2 separate regions of the Mus musculus genome follow, and region 1 is linked to region 2. Evidence: chromatin loops called from intact Hi-C (ENCODE). Cell type or tissue: heart. All regions are shown on one strand. Region 1 holds the start of Ier5l (immediate early response 5-like). Region 2 has its middle 5.1 kb from the start of Cstad.

What was found. A loop is a pair of places that touch in the nucleus more often than their neighbours do. Peaks named below come from ENCODE experiments on the same cell type or tissue, not always from the same donor. Only the 100,000 strongest peaks of a DNase experiment are listed, where the experiment ranks them.
Region 1: it touches region 2 in a loop (4-fold over the local background); 18 of 42 quality-filtered maps call a loop at or near these places.

Annotation. Positions count from the first base shown.
Region 1 is chr2:30,472,222-30,477,221 of GRCm38, reverse strand. Ier5l (immediate early response 5-like) reads left to right here and starts at 3,023. Exons shown (of 1, transcript NM_030244.3): 1 at 3,023-4,591. The coding sequence starts at 3,211. The coding sequence ends at 4,431. Gm31291 (a long non-coding RNA gene) reads right to left here and starts at 2,914. Exons shown (of 7, transcript XR_003954013.1): 1 at 2,748-2,914; 2 at 1,944-2,147; 3 at 786-853. In heart, CTCF peaks have their summits at 2,991 and 4,782; DNase peaks (open chromatin) are centred at 1,521, 2,951 and 4,191; H3K4me3 peaks cover 2,879 bases; H3K27ac peaks cover 2,821 bases; H3K27me3 peaks cover 1,709 bases.
Region 2 is chr2:30,587,410-30,592,409 of GRCm38, reverse strand. No RefSeq gene overlaps it. Among named protein-coding and RNA genes, the nearest start is that of Cstad, 5.1 kb to the left of the region's middle. In heart, no CTCF peak of the experiment used is centred here; DNase peaks (open chromatin) are centred at 1,329, 2,449, 2,959 and 4,539; H3K4me3 peaks cover 613 bases; H3K27ac peaks cover 2,365 bases.

The sequences.
Region 1 (5,000 bases), 120 kb after region 2:
GCCGCCATCCCAGCAGACACTTGGTAAATATTGAGGCATTAATTAACTTCCTCTAGGGAATGGTTACTCAGACCAGATGTAATCTACCTGTGTTGGCAAGGAAGAAAGGCGAGCACCCCAACCTCACTCAGGTGATCTCTAGAAACCTTGCCTCGTGCACTGCTCCCCTCTACAAGGTGGTGGCTGAGGGCCCTGCTCATTCACAGGAATACATGCATGCACACAGAAGCACACGTGTGCACACACATATGTACACACACACACACACACACACACACACACACACAGAGTCTTGAATGGTCTCTGTAGCATTCTGCCAAATCATTGTGTGCACAAGCAGAGGTCTGAATGCAGCTGACCCCACTCCATCCATATTTATAAATCCTTACCAGGTGCCCCCCCACAGCCACACCTCCCCCAGGACATGCCACACACACACACACACACATAGTTCAGCTGTCCTTTGTCCTTTGCCTCCTTCAGTGGGAGGTTTTCTGAAACATCTGCAGCAGCTCCCCTGCCCAAAGCTACCTCAAAAAAGATCAAGGGGTTTTATTAAGCCAAACAACTGCTCAGCTTGCTGACCCCAGAGCCCGCACTTGAGAAGGAAGGAAGACTGAGAACAGGCTGCAAAGAAGATTCCCCCCCCCATGGGGCTACACAGAGCCCCCCCAAAGTGGCCACACTTTGCCTGTCTGCACCCCTCACCAATCCCATCCCCAGTGCTCACACACACATAATCACACACACAAGTGAAAGGGCCTTAGAGTTAGTTCAACACTCACCTTGGTACCTGGGGGTGTGGCTCAGTGGTGGCTCAACTGCCTCAGAGCGTGAGACTTCATCATTCCCACTGAAAAGAACTTCACCTTTAGTGGTGGCTGGGGAAGGGATGGGGGAGGGGGGAATACCAAGCCCAAAAGAGGGACCTGATTTCCTAGTCCACCACCCACTTCTATTCCCACTCTGATTCCCAGGCTGGTCCTTAGAGCTATCTTCTATGTCACAGCGCTAAGAATGACTATGAATGTATGGAACCAAGAATGATATTTGCCTCCACAGGAGCTCTGGAGAACTCTGGTCCTGGGGCACTTGGAAAAAATAAATAAATAGATGGGTGGATGGATGGATGGATGGATGGGGCAGGGGCATTACATCATTCATCAGGAGCTAGGCCTGAGGAAGTGTACTCGGCCCCACTAACATATTTCCAGGCACCTACAGAACTCGGTTCAAATCCCGCCACCACCTCTTTCAAGTCTCAAGTTTCTTCACTAAATACTGGGAAAAGACAGCATCCATTGTGAGCCGCAGACTCCCCCAGTTCCAGCTCAGTCCTCCTGGCTGTAGGAGCATCCCGCTCCCTTCCTGAACCTGTAAGCTTCTGAGATATTCAGGTGGGCAGAGATACGGCTTTATACCCCCAGGATGCATGAGGTTACATCCCCAATGCCACCACGTGTGCTTGTTCTGAGGTTCCAGCCTCAGCCCCACAACGTAATCCTGGCCTTGCTGACACAGGGTGAGAAGAGCTGTTCTAACAGTTACATGTCCCCAGATGGTGCGGACGGAGCAGAGCACTGTGCCCAGAGCCTGTGGTCTTAGACAAAGCCTCTTTGGAGCTAGTGACTACGCCTCCTCATCTGAAAACCTGAGCAAACTGTCCCCCGCTTTTGACACTTGCCACCACTTACAGAAACAATTGGTGAGTGGTTTTCTTGAGACATTGGCCAAGGGGCAGAGTTGCTGAGAGGGTCCAAAGACAGAGGGTTTCAGAAGAGCCCCACTCCCCCCCCCCCATCCCCCAGTCCCACTCAAGGGCCCAGCCCTGGACTCTGCCTGGGCCAATTTTCTGACCTAAGTACTAAAAGGAACCTTAAACGCGGTGGATGAGGCTTGCGGCTGGCATCTTGGGCCCCCCACACCCACCCTTGCCCTCTTACTCTCTTTAAGCTTCTCAGTACAAGGGGACTCTCAGGCATCTTCTCTCTTTTCTGCTCTCTGTCCTCAATTGGTCAGTAGATAACTCAGAATAAGAATCTAAAAGTGGAGAAGTCCTTGGCCTGGGTACTCCTGGGGCTCAGGGTAAGGACCAAAACTTAACAGGTTGCTCCACTCAAGCGGTCTCAAGCTTGGCCTCCAAGAACCTTAAAGGGAGAAATTCAGACTTTTCTGGTAAGAGATCCAAGCTAGGCACTTAGGGCTTCTATTGTCATTGATATTAAGTCAGGAAAGAAGAGGTCTCCCAAAAGAGGAGGAAGCTTGGGGCGGGTTCATAGCCCAAACCCCCACCCCCACCCCCCACCCAGGCAGTCTCACGATCACAAAGCTTCTCTACTAGAGATCAAAAATCACTGGGATTTGAGTCAAACAGAAAGAGAGGCCCTTCCGTGACCATTCCCAGAGGCCCCTGGGCTAACACATCAGGTAATCAGGCCCCAAACCCTCTCTTCCAAGACAGCACTCTAGTTCTCAGGTGCGCCCCCCACTCAGCTTTTCTTGGAAGAAGGCTCAGCTCGCCCAGGTTGCCCCCGGCCGTGGCAGGTGGAAAAGAGGAGGCGCCGCGTGGCTCGAAGCGGGGGAACCGCGCGCACCTGCCGCAGGTGAGGCCCAACCATGCGGAAGGGGGCGGAGCCATCTCCGCTGCGCTCAGGTGAGCCGACCCCCAGCTCGCAGGAGCCACGTCCAGGAAAGCTACGAATTTCGACGTGGCTCCCAAGAGGCGACCCAAAGCTGAGAGAGACTACCTCGGAGGCTCCTAGTCCCACGAGGTGCCGCGGCCCCAGGAGAACATTCGAGGCAACGGCGGCGTTGGAGGCCCGGGGTCCGTTCGTTATTTGAATAGCACAAAGGAACCGCCTTGGTCTGATTGGCCAGTCAAGTGGTCCCGGGGAGGGCAGTGGCTGTCAGTCGGAAGGCTCTACACGCTTCTATTGGCTAATCTACAGTGGGGCGGGGCGCTGCTGCCCAGCTAAATAGTTGGGGCCGGGGCCGGCGGAGGCTCATTGCTTTGGCGCCGTCTGGGGAGCGTGAGCCTGCGGGTGGCGCGCAACGCATGGTGGCGACTTCTCTCGGAGTGTCGCCGACCCGCCGACCCGGGCTCGGTTCCCTGTGCCTGGCTCGCCCGGGCGACCAACTGGAGACACACGCAAGGAGCAGCATTCGCAGCACCAGAGGCGGCTGCTCCGCCGCCCGCGTCTCCGCGGGAGCATGGAGTGCGCCCTGGACGCCCAGAGCCTGATCAGCATCTCCCTGCGCAAGATCCACAGCTCCCGGACCCAGCGCGGCGGCATCAAGCTGCACAAGAACCTCCTGGTGTCCTACGTGCTCCGCAACGCGCGCCAGCTCTACCTGAGCGAGCGTTACGCCGAGCTCTACCGGCGCCAGCAGCAGCAGCAGCAACAGCAGCCGCCCCACCACCAGCACCAGCACCTCGCTTACGCGGCGCCCGGAATGCCGGCCAGCGCGGCCGACTTCGGCCCGCTCCAACTTGGCGGCGGCGGGGACGCGGAGGCGCGCGAGCCGGTTGCCCGGCACCAGCTGCACCAGCTCCACCAGCTTCACCAGCTGCACCTCCAGCAGCAGCTGCACCAACACCAACACCCGGCGCCCAGGGGCTGCACGGCGGCGGCGCCGGTGGCGGTGGCCGGGGCGCCCGCGGGCTGCGCGGGGGCGCTCTCGGAGCTGCCCGGGTGCGCTGCGCTCCAGCCGCCGCACGGCGCGCCCCACCGCGGGCAGCACTTGGAGCCGCTGCAGCCGGGTCCCGCGCCGCTGCCGCCGCCCGCGCCCGCCGCGCTCTGCCCGCGGGACCCTCGCGTCCCGGCCGCTTGCTCTGCGCCCTCGGTGCTTCCGGGGGCTGCCCCTTCGACCGTCGCTGCCTCCTCTCCGCCCGCCTCTACAGCCCCTTCCTCATCCACTGGCTTCTACCGGGGCGCGTACCCGGCCCCCTCGGACTTCGGCGTGCACTGCAGCAGCCAGACCACCGTGCTGGACCTGGACACTCACGTGGTGACCACGGTAGAAAACGGCTACTTGCACCAGGACTGCTGCGCCTCCGCCCACTGCCCCTGCTGTGGCCAGGGCGCTCCGGGACCCGGTCTGGCGTCCGCCGCTGGTTGCAAGCGCAAGTATTACCCTGGCCAGGAGGAAGAGGACGACGAAGAGGACGCGGGCGACCTGGGAGCCGAGCCCCCCGGGGGTACCCCATTCGCCCCCTGTAAGCGCGCCCGCTTCGAGGACTTCTGCCCGGACTCGTCCCCGGACGCGTCCAACATCTCAAACTTGATCTCCATCTTTGGCTCGGGCTTCTCGGGGCTGGTGAGCCGACAGCCGGACTCCTCGGAGCAGCCGCCGCCGCTCAACGGGCAGCTGTGCGCCAAGCAGGCGCTCGCCAGCCTCGGCGCCTGGACTCGAGCCATTGTCGCCTTCTAGGGACCCCCGAGGGCATGGGGACCCTGGGCCCCGCGGGGCTGGGGCCAGACAAAGACTCGGCCAAGGGGCGATAGGGAGCGAGCGGGTCCTGGCCACTCGGGGCTGAGCTGGGGACGAGCAGAGGCTGATGTTTTATAAATTGTAAAATAAAAAAAAAAAATCTAAAAATCTTGGACTTTATTTTTGCAGAGAAAAAGCGCCTATTTAAGTATGCTTTGTGTTTCTCTTACTCTTTTCCCCCCCTTTTTATTGTACTGATTGCAGTGGTGTTTAGCGAGGAGCCTGCCACGTGAGGCAGGGCTGCTGCCCGGAGGAGGTGCCCGGCCGCCGGGGGCGAGGCTGGGTGCCCGGGCGCGCCAGGGGCGCAACGCAGGAGGGCGCGGGGCCCCGGACGCCGATTCTAATCAGTTGTCAAGAGCCGGGAAGCCCGACGTTCCGCTCTCCTGAGTGCCTTTCTGGGGTGAGGAACGGGTCTTGTGAAACCCTGAGCAAAAAAACAAAGGCAAACTCTATCTCCAAAAGGGACGTTTCGGTCACATTTCCTCTCTGGGGGCGGCCTCCAAAGTTCT
Region 2 (5,000 bases):
CCCCCGCCCTCCAGGGATGCCAGTCTTTTGGTCCCAGACAACAACCAAATATATCAAACAAGATGACCAAATACAGCTAGGAACTACCAGAGCAAAGCATTGTGACAAGCTGGAGTGGAGGACTGAGGGCAAGTCCCTGGTCAGAAATCAGAGCCCTGGGGAACAGGCTTTCCTTTTGTGTAGACCAGGACCAGAGGTGGGCCATCTCAGGATGACGGTAGAGCAGCCTGCTAGCTTTCAGGGAGCCTACACTAAATTTCTTCTACAAAACAAAACAAAACAAAACAAACAAAAATAACACAACCGTCCTTGGGTAGAGACAATGGAGATGCTTTGTTAGCGGCAATGGCTATAACAAATAACCCTGTAATGATTGGTGTTAATTGGCAACATGACAAGATAAAGAATCCTGTGGGGGAAGTGGCTTCAGGGGGATATCGTGATCCTGTTGACTGAGATGGGAGGACTCACTTCTTTGTGGATAGAACCCCCTCTCTCTGGGTTCCTGGACTGTATGCAATGGGGAAAGGGGATTTGTACACTAGCTTATGGAAAAGATGGGACCAGCGGCTTCTGACACTCTAATGGACTGTACCTTGAACTGTGAGCTGAAACACCTTTCTCTGTTAGGTTGCCTTTTAAAAGAACGTAGTTTTAGGTTACTTTTTATTCTTTGTCAATTTTATATTTGTGTATCATGAATTTTAATCCTTTTCATCCCCACTACCCTCCCTCCCTCCACTGTTCTCCCATGAAAACTTTCTTCCAACATTTAAGTGCAGGCATGCGTTGTATATTCATGCATGGGTGTGTGTGTGTGTGTGTGTGTGTGTGTGTGTGATAGATGTTCTATTTAGTGTCAACCATTCCCTGCACTTTGACCAGTCATGACTTTCAATAACTATTGTCTGCTGAGAGAAGCTTCGCTGATGAAGGCAGTTTAATACTGTATCCATTTTGGTAAACAGTGTAGTGGCTTCTCACTGAGTCCCATAAACTCCCAGCTACAGATTCGTGGACAGGCTTCTAATACCAGGCTTAAATTCCCTTTGCCAGTGTACTTTATCACAGCAATAGGAAAATAACCTAAGACAAACTCCAAACAAAAGCACATCTGTAGCTCTGGTTACAGTAGCTATGGACTGGCAGGGAAAAGACCTAACTCCTGGTGGCTCTGCCGTTCTTAGGGACTGACAGTAGCTGTAATATCTACAATGCTGCATAGGAGGAAAAAAAAAACTGTGGAGAGCATGGAAGGATGTTTATTTCCTGGATAAAATGGGACGGATGAGACACTTCCCTCCCTGACCCACTCCATTGGTCAGAGCTCAGACATGTGGTTACGCCTAGATGCAAAGACTGCTGGGAAATGTAGTCCAGTTACATTTCCCCCAGTAAAGCCATGACCCAGAGCTTAGGGAACACACTGACATTTCTATTGTAGATGCTGTTCTCTTGGAGTGCATGATCTGAAATGGGGATCAGAATTCTATTCCTCCACTCCAGGATCGTGGAACCTGAGTGAGGGGACCAATGACGGTTCCAGACAACTGAGGGTTTGTGGCTTTGGAAGACAGGGTTTCTCTCCCTACCCCTGGGTATCCCAGAACTTGCTCTGCAGATCAGGCTGGACTCAAACTGACAAAGATCCCCCTGCCTCTGCCTCCAGAGTGCTGGGACTAATGGTATGCACCACCACACCCGACCACAGACAAAACTTTTTTGTTTGTTTGTTTTTTGGGTTTTTGGTTTTGTTTTTTGTTGTTGTTGTTGTTGTTGCTGTTGTTATTTCTTTGGTTTTTCGAGACAGGGTTTCTCTGTGTAGTCCTGGCTGTCCTGGAACTCACTCTGTAGACCAGGCTGGCCTTGAGCTCAGAAATCCACCTGCCTCTGCCTCCTGAGTGCTGAGATTCAGACAAAACTTTTAATAAAATTATATGAAAGAGCCAGGCCTGGTGGCACAAGCCTGTAACCCCAGCCTCACAATTTCAAGGCCCCTTTGGGCAACTTAGATTCTATCTAAAAGGTTTTCATCTGGCCAAGTGGCCCCGGATAAAGGTGCGCCAAGCATCGGCTCAGTCCCCAAGACTGATGGAGGGCAATACACATTACCCCAGGTTGTCCTCTAACTTCTAAACTTGATTGCCTTAGTACACACACACACACACACACACACACACACACACACACACACACATACACACACAGCGCATGCACACAAATGTAACAAATCTTAATGTTTGAGTGTAACTTAGCTTGGGAGTGCCTGCCTAGTGTGTTCGAGGCCCTAGGTTCCATCTCTATTCCTGCTAAAGGAAAATAAAAATCAACAAGTATGAAGTCCTCTGGCTTCTAGAGGAGACAGCTATGCTATGAAGTCACCGCTGTGCTGGCCTTTGGCAGACTGGGGAATAGAATTCTGATCCCCATGAGCCTAGCACATTACAGGAAGTCGCCAAGGCACACTCAGCTGGTCTCTTCCACTAACCCTATCACAGATCTCTGGGGTCAGGGCAGAAAGGCCCTGGGCAGTGGACATTCCTATCTACTGTGGCCTTAACGTTCAAAGCAGGCATGGGCTATAGGCAGTGCTGATGGGTCATCATGGAGGGACAAGCTCTGAGGTGCAAATGTGCAAATGAGGCCCAGAGATGGGCATCCTGTCCAGGGCCACACCTCTAGTGAGGCAGAGCAGGCTTAGCACTAGAATCTAACCAGCTGTGTGTCTGCTCTTCTGAGAAAAGGATCTCTTTACCTTTCTCAGGGAAGGGTTTCATTGCCAGTGAAGGGGGCACGCGGAGAAAGAAGAAAAGAGGGATAGAGAGGCAAGACTCAGGCACCATCCATCGAGACAAGGAATCTCAGGGAACGGCTGCTGACAAGGCATAGCTCCGGGCTAGCTCCTTAGCAAGGACAGCCAGAGCATCTGGATATGCAGGACCCCTCCCAGGCTGTACATATTGGGAAGTTCCCCATTGGGTAATCAGAGGGGCTTTTGCCAGGAAGGGGGGTATAGGTGCTGGACTGTCCTCAAGAGCAGATGTCTGCTCTGGCCTCCAGCATCAGGGTTGTGCAATCAAAGCCAAGGAACCACAGGCTGCTTCCCTGCAGTCCATGGCCATGGCCATGGCCACGGCCACCAGGGAGTCCAGCTGAGATCCAGCCAAGGACCCAGGGAGAGAGGATCTTGACTAGTGGGTCTTGCCTACCTGGAACCCAGGTTCTGGGCTCCGCAGCTGCGTGGGAACCTCTGTGCTCCTAGAGACTGTGAGGCAGGCTGGCCACCTCACCCTAAGCGAGTTTGTTTGTGTGGAGCTGTCAGACCAGTTCAGAGTGTCACAGGCCAGACATCCACAGCTGGAGGAGGAACAGAGCCAAGGGCTGAGGGTCCTGGCCAGAGCTCCTTACTTTCCAGCAGGGTGGGGGTGGGGGTTGGGGTGGGGGTGGAGTGAGCAAATGCAGTGGGGCCTGAGAGGCCTCTCCAAACCCTGCAAGGGCAAAACGACAAGGCTGACTCTGTCCAGGGAAGAGGGTGGGTGAAGGCATATCTCCTATTCCAGCCTGGGGAGGCTATGGCACCCAATTCTTCAGTCAAACCCTAGCTTCCACATTACCCCAACGATTCGTTGGTGATGTGATAGGTGGGTTCTGAGCACCTGAGGTTGGAGGTCACTGTGGACAACCTGTGTAGGCCAGACCCAGCCGGTTGTGAGACCTTAGGAAGGGTCCTGAGTTTCCCTGCTGGTGGATAGCAGCCGGCTGGAGACTCAGGCTCCATCAGAGTCAAGCAGCCGCTTCCCAAGAGTCCACAGTGCACACTGAGGTGGAGCTTGGGAGGAGGGAGTGCAGGGATTGTGATGGGTTGAAGCCCACTCCCTGGAGAGAGAGACCTTTACAAACACACCCTGACCAGGTCAAGCCCCTGTGTGCTCACAAGAATGGGATGTGAGGCCTGCACAGCTCATTGGTGTTAGCTCAAAGCTCTAAGGCAGGACTGTCCATTGTCCCCAACTCATTTACCTGACCACGTTGCCATTGTGGCTGCAGGTGCACCTGTGGAGCTGTGGGCTGCAGTCTCCCCCTCCCTTCTTTCTCTCTCTCTCTCTGTTTTTGTTTTGTTGTTGTTGTTTTGGTTTGGTTTTTGTTTGTTTGTTTGTTTGTTTTTTGTTTTGTTTTGTTTTGTTTTGTTTTGTTTTTGAGACAGGATTTCTCAGTGTAGTCCTGGCTGTCCTGGAACTGGCACTGTAGACCAAGCTGGTCTGGAACTCACAGAGATTCGCCTGCCTCTGTTTCCCAAGCGCCAGGAATTGAAAGTATGAGATCATCACACTATACTGGAGACTTTAATTCTTCAGAAGATTGGGTGGGAGAGACAGCTCAGTTGCGGTGGACCAATAGGGGTGTGGATTCCCCCTGCTCAGGAGCAACTGAGGCTGTCAGAACCCTGAGCTCAGCACTGGACACACACACACACACACACACACCCCTCCTTGACTGGTTGTTCTCAGGGAGGGGGAGGGGCCTGACAGACATGGCTCCATTGCTCTCTGTCTCTCCCCTCCATCACAAGGGTCTCCTACAGTTGCCACCCATACTGGCTAGAAGCCAGTCCTGCTCCCAGAAGCCCCAGCCAGAGTTTCAGTAGGTTCCTATGGTTAGCCCACCTGCAGTGTCCTCAGGCGACCTTCTCCCTGAGGAGAAAAGGGCAAGCCTCAGGAGCTGAGGTGAATGTGTGGCAAAAATGTTAAAACAGCTTCTATAGTCTACAGGATGGATGGATGCTCATAAGAGCAGGGTGTGACAGTGAACCTGATTTACTGACAGAGCATGAATACAGAGCCCACCCACTATCAGGCTCTGCTCCAAGAGCTGATGGCTCCTGGCACCAGGTAATGAGTTTTACCTCACCACATTACGGTATAGAGCAGGAGACAGAGGCACAGAGGCTGGAACTCGTTGCCCAAGACCCACAACTTCCCACGGAGGCGGAGTTTTCTTGC